2 separate regions of the Homo sapiens genome follow, and region 1 is linked to region 2. Evidence: chromatin contacts called from ENCODE Hi-C or POLR2A ChIA-PET data. All regions are on one chromosome and are shown on one strand. Each heading gives the region's core, a stretch centred on a gene start or an enhancer-like site at or near the end of the contact. The rest is flanking DNA. Distances are from core to core; before and after follow the strand shown.

The links. A loop is a pair of places that touch in the nucleus more often than their neighbours do. ChIA-PET counts read pairs that join two places held with the same protein, here RNA polymerase II (POLR2A). Pooled maps may share reads with other maps.
Region 1: a loop to region 2 is called in a map of transverse colon, with 3 times the contacts of the local background. The contact joins the enhancer-like site here to the promoter of PMP22 in region 2. A Hi-C loop is called at or near these places in 8 of 168 maps with a recorded cell type or tissue (IMR-90, Right ventricle myocardium inferior, gastrocnemius medialis and 5 more) and 11 of 50 pooled maps. POLR2A ChIA-PET finds 5 or more read pairs at or near these places in 4 of 52 experiments (A549, AG04450, HEK293 and 1 more).

Annotation. Positions count from the first base shown.
Region 1 is chr17:15,305,972-15,310,097 of GRCh38, forward strand. It overlaps TEKT3 (tektin 3), which reads right to left. Exons shown (of 9, transcript NM_031898.3): 8 at 2,693-2,847. It overlaps LOC124903932 (a long non-coding RNA gene), which reads left to right. Exons shown (of 3, transcript XR_007065634.1): 2 at 1,690-1,889. Among named protein-coding and RNA genes, the nearest start is that of TEKT3, 34 kb to the right of the region's middle. Within about 2 kb of position 1,852, at least 3 of the 41 ENCODE cell types and tissues checked have a DNase peak (open chromatin) inside an H3K27ac peak, as active enhancers do; they include transverse colon, where a contact is called at or near this core.
Region 2 is chr17:15,262,524-15,266,735 of GRCh38, forward strand. PMP22 (peripheral myelin protein 22) reads right to left here and starts at 2,803. Exons shown (of 5, transcript NM_000304.4): 1 at 2,631-2,803. It overlaps LOC124903931 (a long non-coding RNA gene), which reads left to right. Exons shown (of 2, transcript XR_007065632.1): 2 at 2,933-3,386.

The sequences.
Region 1 (4,126 bases), core at 602-3,101, 42 kb after region 2:
AGAGCTGTTCTGCTGAAGTCACTCTTTCTCTTTCTTTCTTCTTTTTTTTGGAATTACAGAACCACAAAATGTCTTGCATTCAAATACAAATAAAGCTACCACAGTTTATTTATATATATGTGTGTGTGTGTGTGTGTGTGTGTGTGTGTGTGTGTGTGCATATATATATACATAAAGATTATTTAAGTAGAGCAGAGCCTGGTCTGTCTGGCCTGCCACCAAAAATGCCAAGAATGTTTAGAATCACTTTTGAAATAACTCGTTTAGAACATTTTTAAATAAAAGTAAGTCTTGAAATGAAAACAGCAATTTTTCTCAGTCCCCACTCCCCTTAGTTTATGATCTTTATTTTTTCTAAATCTAGACCGCCGAAGGGCTGCTTTCAGAACCATCCATTTAAAAAGGAAAGTAATCCCCTCCCCCAATAATAATCCTAAAGATTTTTGGCAAGGATATTTTAACAAGAAAACTTGACAGAAACAAAAGTAGGTTTTGTTCAAAAGTCAGTAAAGGAGCAGAGGAAATAGACATACCATGAAGTCGGCAGGAAGTGAAAGAAAAGCAAATTCTGTTTAGCCAGGAATAGGAAAAAAAAAAAAAAGAGTAAAAATCATTCAGCTCCTCAGGAGAAGCTGTGAATGCCTCATTGTTTGATAATTCCGAAGTCCTATTAGACCACTACCCAAAACTCATTTTAAAAGCAACCCTGTGTCTGTCTAACGGCAGTATAAACAATTTATTTGTTCCCATCTCCACTTTTGATGACTCTGCAGAGATTTTTGGAGAACGAAACATCAGTTCAGCTTCTCCTAATAACATTTACATAAAGTCAAAACTGGTGATCTAACTCTAATAGGCCAAGTGGGTGTGCACTCACTGCTGGGTTCTTCTAAAGCAGAGAGGTGCCTCCAGTTGGCTGTCTAGGGGCCCATGTAGTCTCTGGAGTGGAGAGCTGCTTATCCTAAATAATGAGCTGTGCATGAAGAGGGGTTCTATGGAACCCACTTTGAAAAACATGCAGCCTGAGTGATCTCTTCTGTGGCTATGGCCTAGATAACAGCTCCACCAGGAGAAATACAACTCATCCTGGAAATGAAGATCATTTGCGTACAACCTAAAGCACGCTTCATGGCACTCAACACAGACAACATGCGTGCTATACACGTAAGGTGTTTCATCATAATGATCTCCTCTGTGACCTTCAGTTTCATCCTCTGTGTGAGAGGGAGATGAGCATGCAGCATTTACTTTGCCAACTCTTCTCAAATGAGATCAGGTACCTGACAGGGGGATGGTAAATGCATTACACAACGTAAAACACAGGAGAAAGAGAAGCAAATGGCTTGGTGGAATAGAACTCTGGGGTGAGACAGGCAAAGACTCAAACTGCAGCTCTCTCACCACTAAATGTGGCCTGGGCCAAGCCACTCACCCACTCCTGCCTCAGTTTCCTCACTTGTAATATGAAGGTAATGAATGAGATAGTATAAAGTGCTTAGGGCAGTGCCCAGCATCGAGTCAGGTTAAGAGATGGTAGCAGCTATTATTATCATTGCATTGATTATCGCCATCATTATCTTTACTATTATTATCATCATCATCAATGTTGGCCTCACAAGATCCCCCTTCCTTCCATTTCAGGAAATCCACTGTCTCAAACCACCACTTATTTCTTTATTTTATCCTTAGGATCAATCCTTCAAGATAAGAGAATTTTATCGTGGAAGCAGAGCGAGTGGCATCTCCCCACTGCACCAGAAAGGCTTCTGGAGTTCACGCACTGCCCTTGGCTCCTCCAGTTGCTATCAAGTTGATTTACTTCTGCATGGAGCATCTTAGGACCTAAGAATAGCAATGATGAAACCCAGAAAGAAAAGGCAGACTCACAGGTATTGGGAAATTGGAAATGAAGCCGGATTGTGGCGGGGGTAGGGAGGGAATCTTGGCCAGTTCATTACAAGTCCATCCCAAAATGAATCTTCAAAGTGAAAATAATAATAAAATTCATGTAGTGTTTAGTAGATAAACTGTGGGGTCAGATTCCTCCTGCTGTGTATATATAGGAGCTGTGCTCGATGAAGACCAGCTGGCTTTGATTTCTACTGAGAATGAAACACATTGAAATAAACTTAAATGAGATCCTCAGTCACAAAGACAGCAAATGAGTAGATAGGAGTCAGTGGAATTGGTACTGAAAGTCCCTTTTCTGTCGCGTTCCCCATGCTGAGAAATACACAGAAAGTCACAAACTGCTGCTTATAAGACAGGAGTTCTGGAAACTCCGAAGACTCCAAGAACATGCAAAAGAACCCGAACACCACACTGGCCTCCCCGAATGAGTTAAAGGCTTAATAGCACTTTTTGTGTGTGTAGCGTTGATGTCCTTTCCTTTTTTAAGGATTTGTGGTAAAATATACATAACATAAAACTTTAACCAATCTTAAGTGTACAGATCAGTGGCATTAAGTACATTCACACTGTTGGTGCAACCGTCACCGCCATCCATCTGCAGGACTGTTTCATCATCCCACACTGAAACTCTTCTGCATTCAACATCTCCCCATTACTACCATTCTCACAGAAGGCTCCTACATGCTGCGTATGGGCAGAAAGCAGCTTTCTAAAGAGCCAGGCACCACAGTTGGTCTGGTGGCCCTCCGAGCGAGCCCCGAGCCTTCCCCTCCCACCTTACCGTAGCTGAGCCATGTCTCGGCACAACTCAATGTTCGGCCGTCTTGTGCGCTCATCCAGTCTGGTCTGAGCCACCTTCAGGAAGGCAGTCTTGTCCTTGATGGCCTTCTTGATGGATTCTATGGTCATTTCAGTCTGGAAAATCTCCTGCAGGGTCTGTGACAAAGAGAAGCAACTGCCTGAGGCTTTGGTGTGGTCCCTTCAACAACCCGCCTCCCACCTCTTGCCTGTCCACTCCATGTCCAGCACGTGCCTTGACCTCGCTGATGAGGAAGTTGCTTCACCAAGACCGTCTATCCTTTCCAGCCCTGCCCCAGGGAACCCACGTGTCTCACTGGAGCTGGCATGCACCTGCTCTGGAGAGTGGGCGGCGCCTCTCTCCCCAACCCTAGGCTTGGCAACCTCATTTTGGTAGCTGGAAATCAGCCAGGGTGGGAGTATTTCAACTACAGAAATTGGCAAATGCTCCAAATTAGGGGCTCCCTGCAAGCTGCCCCCAATGGCCGTTGTTAATTACTGACCAGCACACCTCTGTGTTCTGATAAAAGTGAGGCTTTGAGTGGCCCTGATCTCCCTCCTCACATCCATATATCTGTGCATCTCTTCCCACTTTCTCTTCCTACCAACTTGAGCATTGCTTTCCTGCTCACAGAGGATTTCCCTTGCAGAGAATCAGGCTTCAGTTTCAGGTACCTCACTTGCAATAGAGGAGTACTGGCAGTTTTGTATTCCTGATTTTGTATTCGTTTTTTCTTAAAGAGGCCACCACCCCAAATTGCGTAAACATGGATCCCCCTTTGGTTCTCCCTCCTCTTTCTCTGTAAAGAGAGTCCCTGTCCTATGCTCTGAAAAGCCTCCCTTCTCCACGCATCTTGATCTCTGCACTCCTGTAGCTCCACATCCTCCCCATTACTGTCCCTCTTCCTGGGTTCCCTTCCATGGCCTGGAGACACAACCAAGAATCATCTTTTTTTTGGAAACCCTATGTTTTTACCACCACTCTCCCATCCAGTCCCAACTGAGTCCTCTGCCAAATGTATTCAACCATGGCTGTGCCCACTGCCTTCACTTCCCACCCACCCAGTCTCTCAGTGGCCCCTGGATTCTGTCTCTGGCCCTAGCTGCTGTCATGAAACTTCAGTTTCAAAGCTGACATCGAGGCCTCTCTGACACCTCCCTCTCCTTAAGACCCTCATCTTGTTTTCTCTTGCCAAGTGTTGTTCCAACTCCCTCCTTTCCAACTACTCCTCATTCCCTTCCAGTGCAAGGCTTTGTCCTTGGGTGATGTCTCTGCAATATCCTTTCTACACTACAGAGACCTCGTGCAATCACAGATTTAGCATTTGTGTCATCCAGGCACTCTTCAATCTGTCACTTGAGCTTCGACCTCTCTCCCAAGCTAAAAATCATTTCACTGTTTCTATCACTAAGGCCT
Region 2 (4,212 bases), core at 1,553-4,052:
GGGGCTGCGCGCGCGCGAAGCAAGGGGGCAGTGGGAGGCTCCTGGCGTTCCCCTTTAACGGGAACAACGCCCTGTTTGCGTCGCTGCAGTAGGGTGTGTCCCTGGGTCAGCGTGTGCGGGAGGGCGGGACTCAGGGAGGAGAGGGGGCAGGAGAGAGGGAGGGCAGGAGACAGTCACTTGGCCTTAAATGCGCCTCAAGAAAAAGTCGGTCCCTGCAAAACCGCGGCGACTTTTACTCGAAACCAGAGGCGGCTGAGCTTTCTCACCTCCCACCTCCCTTCTCCCCTGGCCCCGTGGAGACCTAGTGTTGACCGAGAAACTGGCTCCTCAGCCCACTCTGGGAAGACCCAGCCAAATGTAGCTCAGCGGATGCCCAGGGCTGGGCTTCTGGGCCCGCCGACGCCGACCGCGCCCGCGCGGGGCTGAGGCTGGATTCCTTTCCCACTAATAGAGGGCAGCGGGCGCTTGAGCGCTGGAAGAAGTCCCTCTCCTCTCGGGTCCTGGAGCCCCTGCCCTGTCCTGGCGTCTTAGCCGGACACACCTGCCCCGCGCCGGTCCCCGCTATTACTGTCTGCACCTACGAAGCATGCCAGCTTCCTAGGATTGGCGGGGATTGATCTAGCGGGCTCCTCTTGGGTGCGAATTAGGGGAAGAAAAGTCCGGCCGACTACTGGATAGCATGGTCTGGGATTGGGCTCCTCCTAGCCTAGGCAAAACCAGACTACCACCGAATAAGCTCTAGGCAAAGTGTTCCTGCAGCAGTCGGGCTTGGCTGTCAGCCTTGGCTGGAGTCCTGGCCATGGGGTTTGGCGGGCGGGTGCGAGGTGGCCATTTGAGGTGGGGTTGGAGCAGCCAAGGAAATCAGCTGATTCATAGCCTCCTAACGTGGCCCGCCCAGCGTTACAGGGAGAGAGGCTAGCCCCCTTCAGTCTCGGCTTGGCAGAGGCGCGCCCAACTGAGACTCCCGTGCGCAGGCCAGCCTTGAGGCACGGGACAGGGAGCAGGAATGTGGATGTTAAAGGTTTCTGCCTGAAAATGCAGCAGTTCACGCACGCGCGCGCACACACACACACACACACACTTCCCTACCTCTAGTGTACTGTGTCATAGAAGCTCATCACTCTCAATGATTCAAATAATTCTATATTATTTTACGATTTGAAAGGAGCTGCTATTTTAGCTAATTGTATATTCTTACGGTAAGTAAAAATAAATTTGAAAAAGATCTTCAAACAATGATCTTTTTAAAACTATCGTGTTATCAGATTAAAATGAAGTGTACTTGTAAACACTGCATTTACAGTGCCCGTTATATGCCAAGCACTTTGCCTGGACTTTATATGCATGGTCTGTGAGAGGCAGTATGGTGCAGTGGTTAGGCACTCTGGCTCTGGGCTCCAACAAACCTAATCACCCTGCTTACTTTTGTTGTGAATTTGGGCAATTTCTCAAGTTCACTGAGCTTCAGTTTTCTCAGGTGCAAAAGGAAATAGTAATGCCTGCTTTAAAGGTTTATGGTGGTGATTGAAGGAGACAATATGTACAAAGCAGTTAACATCGTGTCTGCAACATAATAAGGGCCCAGTGCCCAAATTGCCACCACTATTATTATATCACATTTAACTCTCACATCAACCTTTCAGGGAAGACCTGACCACCTCTGCACTAAAGTAGCTTGTAACTCTGATAGGTAGGTAGGTAGGTAGGTAGATAGATAGATAGATAGATAGATATAGATAGATAGATAAAGATTTATAAATGAAAGTGCATATGCAAGTAGAAAAAAAAGTCTAAAGACATGGCAGTGTTTTCTTTCCTCCACAGGTCATTTTATAAGTTAGATTTGCTCTAGAAATTATTACTTTGTTTTATGCCATTTGGACATTTATTTATTTAACCAACACTTATGTGATCACAACATACTCAGGACTGTTCTAAGTAAGCACTTTAGAAATATGAGCATATCTAACTCAGGGTTTTCTTTCCCTTCCTTTGTGATTTTCAAATAAACTTTTTAATAAAGTCTAATACACATACAGAAAAGTGCATATATTGGGTGCTACAGCTCGCTTCTTCCTTTCTTTTGAACCCAATAGTTTAATCAATAACCACCCAGGTCACAGCCACACCATATACTGCCAGACAGGTAAACCCAACCCATCTGTCCCTCACTGCCTCTGGCCTCCTGCCTGGTTCTCAATGGTGGCAGAGGAAGTGCTACTCAGTGCCTGCTGACCAGGCTTGCCACACCCAGAGCCCGGCTGGCCAAGGCTCTGCCACAGGTGGCAGCTTCTCCCTAACCTGCTTACCAAGGCCACCTGCCAGCTGTGTGTGCACAGCTATTTTCCATGGGGGAAAAAGCATCTAGATTCCTTTCTTCCTTTCAATCTGGATGCATTAGGGTTTCTAGATGCTCTCAGATGGCCCCCCACCTCCCCAGCCAGAGTATATATCCACCTTTTAACCAAGGATATAAAAAGCCCTCTGAATCTCCAGTCAATTCCAACACAAATGCACCATCTCTCCTGCAATCCTTTTCATTTGCGGCTTGCAGGGGGTGGGAAATTAGGCAATTCTTGTAAAGCATAGGCACACATCACCCAGAGGCACAGTTTGCCAATAAAACTCACCCGGCCAAACAGCGTAACCCCTTCTTCCAAGCAGATTTCTTTGCAGCCAAATGCAAGGGATGTTAAGGCAAGACCCTCCCCACAGGGCAGTCAGAGACCCGCAGCCGACAGACTAAGCCTGCAGCTTCCAACCAGGCTCCCCGAGATGTTCCCTGGTGGTGCTCCCTGTAACTGAAGCCAGACCAGGCGTCTTTCCAGTTTATTCAGGGGCTGGTCCAATGCTGGGATATGTCATGGTGGCCTGAGAGGTTCTCAGCCTCTATTATTTAAAGAGACAGTGTCCAACTTTGTTTGCTTTCCAGAATACAATAATCCCAAGAGGCCCTGCAGGGCATGGAGAAACTGGAATCAGAAGGGAGAAGAGCTTTGAGTATGCCTGAAGCCTGTGATGCCAAGACTGTTCTCTCTGGAAGTGCCAACCTGTGTAATAGCCAAGAGGTCCCACTGGCTCCCCTCCCCTCCCAGTGAATTCTGCAGAGATTAAATATACTGTGGGAAGGATCTGTGTCTACAGTGTTACATACGTGCAGGTAAGTTTTATTTTAAATAAACTTCCTTTTAAGGAGCCCAAACATTGCACAGCTAATCTCTCACAGCATCACAGCAGTGAGCCAAATGTCTCAAGAGTCACCAAATCAAGCCTCCTTTGTTCCAACCCCTGGTTGGAAGGACTCCCTGTTACCTGCCTTGTCTGCCTAGACCCCATCGCAAATGATCACATGTGTTGTACATTAGAATAAAACTTAGGGAAATGTGTTCTTCCGACTCTGTCTTTAATGTGCCCGAATCAAGCTGACCTTCATGAGATAATTCAATGCAAGTAAACGAACCTCTATTGAAAACTATTGAAAACTTTCTAACCTGTCAGGCAGAATAGGCTGGAAGAGCAATTGGAAATTCTTGGAGAGGGAAGTAAAGGAAGTTATGGCATATTTAGGTTCTTTGCAGCGTACCACTCCAGCTCCCAGAGAGTCCTCCATCCCTTGAACCGCTTCTAGCTGCAAACTCTGACACAAGAGGACTGGTTTCATTGCATGAGTTTCCTGGAATTCTGGCACTTGGGGCATAAGACTTCCTCTTGTGTTAGGGATCCCCAGTCTGGAGAGACCTGCAGAATTTGGAGGAGTCCCTCCCTGTCACACACTTTACGTTTGATTGGACTCTCCAGTCACAAGGGCCTCTCAATGGCCCTCTCCCCTGTTCTGCCCACAGCCAGCATCTGCTCACAGCCAGCATCACAGCCAGTGCCAATAAAATAGTTTCACCTTTCTCTCTTTGCTGAAATCATTTTTATTTTTCACAGCAGTGGTTCTTTAGAATCACTCAAGAGCTTTGCAAATGACCTAGCCTGGGCCATGGTCAGAGAAGCTGACTCAGGTGTTTTGGGATGGGGCTCAGGTATGGGTAATTTCCAGTGTCTTTCTCCCCGCTGGATGTTTCGTTGTCCAGCCAGGTTGTCATGTGGAGTTAGATTGTCGCTGATTTCCTTCCAGCTCCCTTCTGTTGTGGAACCCAAATGGAGATGAGGTACAGTGTGGGCTGCTGCAGTATTATGCAAGTTATAAGTCTGTTCTGCCAGGCA